2 separate regions of the Homo sapiens genome follow, and region 2 is linked to region 1. Evidence: read pairs that join two places in POLR2A ChIA-PET (ENCODE). Cell type or tissue: PC-3. All regions are shown on one strand. Links, peaks and the distances in the headings refer to the core of each region. The heading gives the core; the rest is flanking DNA.

What was found. ChIA-PET counts read pairs that join two places held together with the same protein. Peaks named below come from ENCODE experiments on the same cell type or tissue, not always from the same donor. Only the 100,000 strongest peaks of a DNase experiment are listed, where the experiment ranks them.
Region 2: POLR2A ChIA-PET joins it to region 1 with 5 read pairs; 1 of 35 experiments calls an interaction of 5 or more read pairs at or near these places.

What each region holds. Positions count from the first base shown.
Region 1 is chr10:35,784,704-35,789,103 of GRCh38, forward strand. All of the region lies in intron 1 of PCAT5 (prostate cancer associated transcript 5), which reads left to right. Among named protein-coding and RNA genes, the nearest start is that of PCAT5, 8.6 kb to the left of the region's middle. RefSeq lists an enhancer at 1-660. In PC-3, for the core only: no CTCF peak of the experiment used is centred there; no DNase peak of the experiment used is centred there; H3K27ac peaks cover 47 bases.
Region 2 is chr10:36,467,311-36,471,710 of GRCh38, forward strand. No RefSeq gene overlaps it. Among named protein-coding and RNA genes, the nearest start is that of LINC02630, 570 kb to the left of the region's middle. In PC-3, for the core only: no CTCF peak of the experiment used is centred there; a DNase peak (open chromatin) is centred at 2,491; H3K27ac peaks cover 1,612 bases.

The DNA of each region.
Region 1 (4,400 bases), core at 104-4,103:
TTGGTGGAGCTCAGTGTTCATTATAAAGTTATTCATAAGCAATCATGATCATTTCCAGAGAAAAAGACAATGATTAATTTCATGGCCCCATATGTAATCGTGACTACTTTCAGGCATTTAACAATGATCAATTACCCATTCTCTGTTAATTAAGAGCTTAATCTTCCCACTCATGTAATGTGAACAATGGTGCACTGTTCCAAGCTGCCTATTATATTTCCTCAGGACAAAGACCAAAGTGATTGGTCATGGAACGCTCAGGGCTGTCACACTGGATTTCCTGCCTCTCCAGCCGAACACAGTAGGCACAGTTCAGTATTAACAGACTCATGTTTTCTATGAGCTAGGATGATGTCCTTGCCCCGTAAAGCCAACGTTGAACACATTTTATCTTTTAGCCTCAACATCATCACTCTTTTTTATATTTTTACAAATATGCATAGTGAATAAGAGAAGAATAAGGGAGGGAAGAGAAGAAGAATAATGTTCCCAACACAAAGAACAGATAAATGTTTGAGGTGATGGAAATCCCAGTTACTCTGATTTAATCATCACACATTATATACAGGTATCAAAATAGCACGTGTACTCCTAATATGCACACAACTATTAGGTATCAATTAAAAAGAGAAGAAATGTCTCAAATACCAAGTTTCTTGCTACCTAGGTTAATGCTTCATTTCCCTGCTGCCTTCTCCAAAAACAGCATCTCATCACCTGTATTCTTTCCTGTGTTGAGCCTCTGGGTTGCGGGGGACCCACCATGGTCTCTGCATGGCCACTTCCACAGAGGCTGTCACTTTGCTCCCCTCCTCTTCCAGAATCCCTGCATTTGAATGGCACGTTAGACTGACTAGTCACTGTTATAGTCATCTACAACCCCAGGGCCCTTCCGCTGCTCGCTGTTGGTTTTTGCAATATGACCATTGCCTTAACTCTTGGTGACTTAAATACCCACATACTGTACATAAGCTGGTCTCTCTATTCCCTGACCTATTCTCCAAAGATCTTATTCTAGACACCACTTCAGTCCCCCATTCCACAGTCACACTGGAATAGCTACAAAGTCTATATTTCCATTGCAAACATCCTGGGCTCCAGCTGCAGCCTCCTTCCCCTGTCACTCACTTCCTTCACTGCCCTGTCCGCAATGATGCTTTGACCTGCCTCCACCCCTTAACTGTGTCCAGAAAAAACCACATGCCCAGGCTTACTGCTCTAAGTCTCTTTCATCACCCTGCGCTTCCAGGGGGACTTGAGTGCACGTGGCAGCCAGGCTCCATCTCTATGGTCCACTCAGTGCTCCTGGCCCTTGCCCATGACTCACTGTCCTTTCTGCCCTCTTGCACCTTCTTCACTCAGTTGATGATCTTCCTTCCTTCCATCTAACAGAGAAAGCAAAGGTGATCAGAACAGAACTTCCACCTGCTCTCCTCATTTTGTCTGCCCACCTATCTGAAATCTAGGTGGAGGTTCCCAAATCTCAATTCTTGACTCCCTGCACCTGAACGCTCAACACCAAGTGCAAGCTGCCAAGACTTAAGGCTTGCGCCTTCTGAAGCCGTGGCCCGAGCTCTATGCTGGCCCTTTTCAGCTAGAGCTGGAGCAGCTGGGACACAGAGTACCAAGTCCCTAGGCTGCACACAGCATGGGGACCCTGGGCTCAACCTATGAAACCACTTTTTCCTCCTAGGCCTCAGGGCCTGTGATGGGAGTGGCTGCCATGGGGACCTCTGAGATGCCCTGGAGACATTTTCTCCCTTTGTCTTGGGGATTAACATTTGGCTTCTCATTGCTTATAAAAATTTTTGCAGTTTTCTTGAACGTCTCAGAAAATGAGATTTTCTTTTCCATTGCATTGTCAGGCTACAAATTTGCTGCACTTTTATGCTCTGTTTCCCTTTTAAAACTGAATGCCTTTAACAGCACCCAAGTCACCTCTTGAATGCTTTGCTGCATAGATATTTCTTTCACCAAATACCCTACATCATCTCTCTCAAGTTCAAAGTTCCACAAATCTCTAGGCAGGGGCAAAATGTTGCCAGTCTCTTTGCTAAAACATAACAGGGGTCACCCTTATACCAGTTCCCAATGAGTTCCTCATCTCCATCTGAGACCACCTGAAACTGAATTTTATTATCCATATCATTATCAGCATTTTGGTCAAAGCCATTCAACAAGTCTCTAGGGAGTTCCAAACTTTCCCACATTTTCCCATCTTCTTCTGAGCCCTCCAAATTGTTCCAACCTTTGCCTGTTACCCAGTTCCAAAGTCACTTCCACATTTTCGGGTATCTTTCCAGCAGTGCCCCACTCTACTGATACCAATTTACTGTATTAGTCTGTTTTCATGCTGCTGATAAATCCAAACCTGAGACTGGCCAATTTACAAAAGAAAGAGATTTAATTGGATTTACAGTTCCACGTGCCTGGGAAAACCTCACAATCATTGTGGAAGGCAAGGAAGAGCAAGTCACATCTTACATGAATGGAAGCAGGCAAAGAGAGAGAGAGCTTGTGCAGGGAAACTCTGCCTTATAAAGCCATCAGATCTCATGAGACTTATTCACTATCATGAGAACAGCACAAAAAAGACCTGCTCCCATCATTCAGTTACCTCCAACTGGGTTTCTCCCACAACATGTGGAATTCAAGATGAGATTTGGGTGGGGACACAATCAAACCATACCAGTCATCATGATGGGATGCCGTCTTCCTTTCTGTTTTCACCCCTTCTAATGCACCTTGCACACTACCGTCAACCTTTATAGAGTGCACATGAGTATGGCTTGATTTAGTCTGTTTGGGCAGCTATGACAAATACCATAAATTGAGTAGCTAATAAACAACAGATATTTGTTCCTCATAGTTCTGGAGTCTGGGAAGTCCAAGATCAAGGTACTGGTAGATTCAGTGTTTGGTGAGGCCACCTTCCTCATAGACAGCACCTTTTGTGTCCTCACGTGGTGGAAGAGGCTAACTAGTTCTCTTTGATAATGGCACTTACTCCATTCATGAAGGTTTTGTCCTCATGACCGAGTCACCTCCCAGTGGGCCCACTCCCTATACAAAAACATGAATGATTAGGTTTCCATATATGGATTTGGAAGGGAACACAAGCATTCAGATCATAGCACTATTCCCTTGTCTACAATCCAGCAACCTGTCTTAGGTAACTTCATCCCTTTGGATAAATATTCAGTCTGTTCAAAATCTAGGTGCTGACATGTATATGCTTGAGTCTTAAAGGTGAAAGGCTCCTACAAATAGTTTTGGGGACTCCTATGCAATCCTTTCTATTCAATTTCCTCATTGCAAATAGACCCTCCAAGAGAAAGAGGAGGTAGACTATGCTTGTTAAAGTATGCAGCAATCTAAATATAGTAGTCCCCTCTTATCTGCAGGGGGTATGTTTCAAGAACCCAGTGGATGCCTGAAACCCTGGATAATATAGAACCTTATATATATACAGTTGCCCTTAGTATCTGCAGGGGATTGCTTCCAGCATCTCCAGCAGATACCAAAACCTACAGGTGTTCAAAAGTTCCTTATATAAAATAGTTTAGTATTTGCATATAATCTACACCTCCTGTATACTTTCAATCTTCTCTAGATTACTTATTGATATGGTTTGGTTGTGTTCCTACCCAAATCTCATCTTGAACTGTTGCTCCCATAATTCCCACATGTTGTGGGAGGGACATGGTAGGAGATAGTTGAATCATGAGGGTGATTTCCCCTATACTGTTCTCATGGTAGTGAATAAGTCCCATGAGATCTGATTGTTTTATAAGAGGAAACCCTCTTCGCTTGGCTCTCATCCTGTCTTGTTTGCCGCCATGTAAGATGTGCCTTTTGCCGTCTGCCATGATTGTGAAGCCTCCCAGCCACGTGGAACTGTGAGTCCATTAAACCTCTTCTTCTTTATGAATTACCCAGTCTCAGGTATGTCTTTATCAGCAGTGTGAAAACAGACTAAATACACTTATAATACCTAATATGATGTAAATACTATGTACATAGTTATTATATTATATTAGCTTTTATTTGTATTATTTTTATTGTTGTATGGTTATTTTTATTTTTTTTTATATTTTTGATCCAAGGTTGGTTGAATTTGCATATGTGGAACCCATGGGCATGAAGGGCTGGCCGTCCTATGTTCTTTTCCTTTATATACAGAGCTATGAAAAAGTTTTATTTATAAATTAAGCACAGGAAGAAATTAAAAACAATAACTAGTAATAAAATAGAACAATTATAACAATATACTGTAATAAAAGTTATGAGAATATGGAAAAAATGTTGTCTTTTAACTCTCCCAGGTAGGGTCTGGGTGGATGAGAGGGAGCTCCTCTTGGCAGAAGCTGGAGGTGTTAAGATACACACGTTTGCAGCCC
Region 2 (4,400 bases), core at 300-4,299, 680 kb after region 1:
AAACCTTCCAGGGCTTGCCATATGCTAGGCATATCAGATAGATTCAGGGCAATAAATTGCTTTACGTATTTTAAGGAGAAGATTTAATACAAGGAATATAACATTTTTGCAAGGGCTAGAATGGTAGGAGTCAGGTCTAATAATGGCTCTCTCTTGTGTAGAAACCACTGCTATAGCTTCAATCTAAGAACCTGGAAGGCACTACCACCGCTATCTCCTCTTCTACAACCAGCTCAATACCTCCTGACCGCACTTGTGACCAGAAAGTGGATCCACAAGGCTGCCTCCACAGCTCTTGTCCACACTCGTGTCCCTGGGACCTTGCTTGCCTGCAGAAACCTCAGCAGGATATGGGATTTCAGTTCAGAGATGAATTGCAGGTAGAGCATGAATGCATCTAATTTGCATCCATGACCCTGTCCACAAAGGAGTCTGGGAAATAGGCTTTTAGTTTTCCAGCCTCTACCATACCATAAGGCACACAAGAGGAGGCAGGAATGGATGTTGATGGCCCAGTGAACATATTCAGAGCTCCAAGGTAGGGTGGTAATTGGAAAATAAGCTGCAAATGACTGCAGTGTGATACTCCCTTGGTTCCATGGAGTGTCACTTGATGCAGGGCATTTGAAGAAATTTCCATAGAGAAAAAAAGAGTCAGCCTTCCTAGCAAGTTCTGCCTTCAGCCCCCCCAAACTCTTCATCCTGTGCACTTACACAAACCAGGTTATAAGAAATAGAGTTCAGGCCAGGAGCAGTGGCTCACGCCTGTAATCCTAGCACTTTGGGAGGCCGAGGCAGGCGGATCACGAAGTCAGGAGATCGAGACCATCCTGGCTAACACGGTGAAATCCCATCTCTACTAAAAATACAAAAAATTAGCTGGGCGTGGTGGCAGGCGCCTGTAGTCCCAGCTACTCGGGAGGCTGAGGCAGGAGAATGGCGAGAACCTGGGAGGCAGAGCTTGCAGTGAGCGGAGATCGCGCCACTGCACTCCAGCCAGGGTGACAGAGCTAGACTCTGTCTCAAAAAAAAAAAAAAAAGAAAAGAAATATAGTTCAATCCTATACACCAAGGCTACAGAAAATTCGGGGGAAAAGAGTCAGTAAGCAAATAGAAGATGAAAAACATACGCCTGAAATATTTATAACTAAATCATGTATTCACAAATGAAAATAGCTTCTTTTGCTGAAATGGTAACAGGGCAAATGCAATTTTAGTGGACTCAAGGAATTTAACTGCTGCCTAAGTATCTGGCATAGTACACAGGAGTGACTTTGGAATAAAGATTATATTTAATCTCCACTTTTAATCATCTTAATTCAAGAAATTGAAGAACATAAAACCCAGGGGTTTTTTTTCCTATTTAAAAGAATGCGCTTAAATAGCATTAGTTGACAGGTAACTACTTCAGTAAATAAAATATCCTTTTAATATAATGCCAGACTCTTCACGCCCCACCCCCAAGTCTCCATTATCCTGTAGAGTAGCTCACTATCCTCACCTGCTTTGGGCAAAAATGACTCATAGTTCAGGTGCTAAGGAAGCTGTTCATTCTATTGCATATATGTATATGGAATTACTAATTAAGCCAAGTCTTTGTGCATGAATTTGGAAATTTAATTAGTAGAGTTGATTTTTAAATTATTTCTTCGAATCACCTAGTCCATAATAATATTTGTCCCTGTGGGCTACAATTTGAAGAATTTTAATCATAATCTCCTTTTCAAAGTAAGAATCTTTCTCAAGCCTCTTTTCATTAAGAAAACTATTTATATGAAATACTTGGCAAGCCAGAACAAATCCCACATTCCACTTAGCAAAAAACAACAACAACAACAAAATCCCATTAAACACACAGTTAATACTTCTCAACACTTGTAAATCCAAAGTTCATGCTTGGGGTATACGTGCGTGTTTCCAAATTCAGAGGCCTAAACTTGATGTGCTTTAAATGAAAAAATTTCAGGTCAGAAAGAAAGTAGGAAAAATCTAGAAACCATTGGAAGATGGGTAAATATCTTCAATTTCAAATTTCTCTTCCCTCTACAGTTTCTTTATCATGTATGATGTGGTTGAAAGATCATTGCCATGAGAGCTTAGACAAAGAGATCTCCTCCTGTCTCAGGCACTCACTGGACGTGTGTCCTTGGTTACATGGAAGATGTTACCCAGGTCTGTGTGCCCCAGGCACACCACATTAGGAGTTTGAATAATACAGTTTCTCAGTTTCTAGAGTTCCATGAGTCTCAGATGCTCACTGTTTTCTGCATTGTGAACATGATTTTATTTATCAAAATAGCTTTATCTCAGATGCTTTATGCAGATGAATAGGGTAGTAGTGTCTATAATGAAACTGAATTGCTCTCTTGTTGTTTGGTTCCTGCCTTTGTCTTATGACTTACAGGTTAAAAATGGTGTTTTGGGCATTGCGCCGATATGGCTGGTTACCCTCTCCCTCCTGCACACATAGGAACCACCCCTTCCTGCCCTGTTACACATAGGCTGAGTCAGTGAGAAGCCTTTTCTTTCCCTGCACCCTAAAAGGTCCTGTGTTTTGACAATAAAACCACAAGATTTTGAAGAAGCCTGCACCTCTGCAACCTCTGCATTGAACTACATGAAGCACAGTCACTGGTCACCAGGACTACAGTGGGTTGACTCTATGTGAAGATGCACATCCAGAGATTTATTGTCCTTGCCCCTGGGTCTATGGAGTTATAAAGAAGGAAGGAATTAAGCATCTTGTTATTGAACGGTCAAAAGGAAAATGTCACTGAGTGAGTGACCTTAAGCAAGTCATGAAGCTGCACGAGAAGGGTTTACCATGGAGAAGAATGAGGGGTCCAGGCAGAAGCCTCCAAGACAATAAAGAGATGAAGTAATGAAAGGGAACTGAGTGACCCAGGAGGCCAGGGCTATGAAACACACTCTCCACCGGCTGCCACTACATCTTGTCTGATGAGGTCAACCACCACATTCAAAAAGTAGCATACTATCTTCTTAATTTAGGTTCCTTTACTCAAAATGCTGTTTAAAATACCTAGTTCGTAAGTGCACAGGTTATTAAATATACATTGCTTTGACCTACACTATGGATTAAAGTTGAAAATTAAGTCAATAACATAAATGGTTAATACACAAGTCACTGATTTAGAATAAGTTTTTTTAATCAATGTGTTTATTTTAAATTTTCATTGGGTTGGTTTGGAGGTCATTAGGACATTTTGAAGGTTTATGGTGTCCATGAAGGACTGGTTCCAGGACCTTCCTAAGATACCAACATTAGCAGATGCTCAAGTCCCTGATATCAAATGGCACTGTATTTGCATATAACCTATGCACATTCTCCTGTTACTTTAAATCATTTCTAATTTACTTATAATGCCTAATGCAATGTAAATGCTATGTAAATGCAGTTGTTCTATTGTATTGTTTAGAAAATAATGATGAGAAAAAAATCTGTCCATGTTCAGAACGGACACAATTTAAAAAAATATTTTTGATCCACAGTTGGTTGAATCCACAGAGGTGGAATCTGCAGATACAGAGGGTCGACTACATATAGAACTAGAAACTCAGAATTTAAATTTTAGCTTTATTGTTGTTCACAAGTTAATTAATACCATTAATATTATTGGCCATCTTTGTGACACTAACCATTCCCTTGGCCATTTTGTTCTGCCTCACTACCTCAAAACAAGAGGTTACAAATGGCCACCATCTCATTTCATTTCACTGTGTGTCAGGAATTCAGGCAGGTCTCCCCTGGGTGATTCTTCCATTCTGGGTGCCATCCCTCGGTTTACTCAGTGGTTGTCAGCCAGCAGCTGGACTGATGTCTGGTGTGGAGGGGTCACGAGGGCTTCAGGCACATACTGGTGCCTTGACAGAGGCATCTGGAAGCCTGGATTTTGCTGAGCCCCTTTATGTATCCCCGGGGCCTCACAAGGTGGTCGATGGGGTAGTCAACATTTACAAGATACTCAGAGCCCTGAAACTCCAAGGTGGAAAGGGTCAGTCTTCTTACAGCCCAGACCTGGAACTGTCATGGTGGCACTTCTGCCACATACAATTGGTCAAACCGGTCACAGGCCGGTGTCAGAAATAGCCTCTGCCTCTTGATGGGAATACTGATTGGAAAGAATCTGTGGTCATCGTTAATCTATCAAAGCTTGAGACCAAAGGACCACACATAGACATGAAAAGTAAAAGCCCAAATCAAACTTGAAAAGCCTGAAGCCTGGTTTAATTCTAACAATAATATATTACCAAAATAAACTAATCCTGCATTAAGACAGTGCTGAAATAAAAGATCTCTGCATTCCACTCAAGAAGTTTAACTGTCATGAACAAATGCAACATGAATATTTAATGCTTTGTTTTTAGAAATAACAAATGAA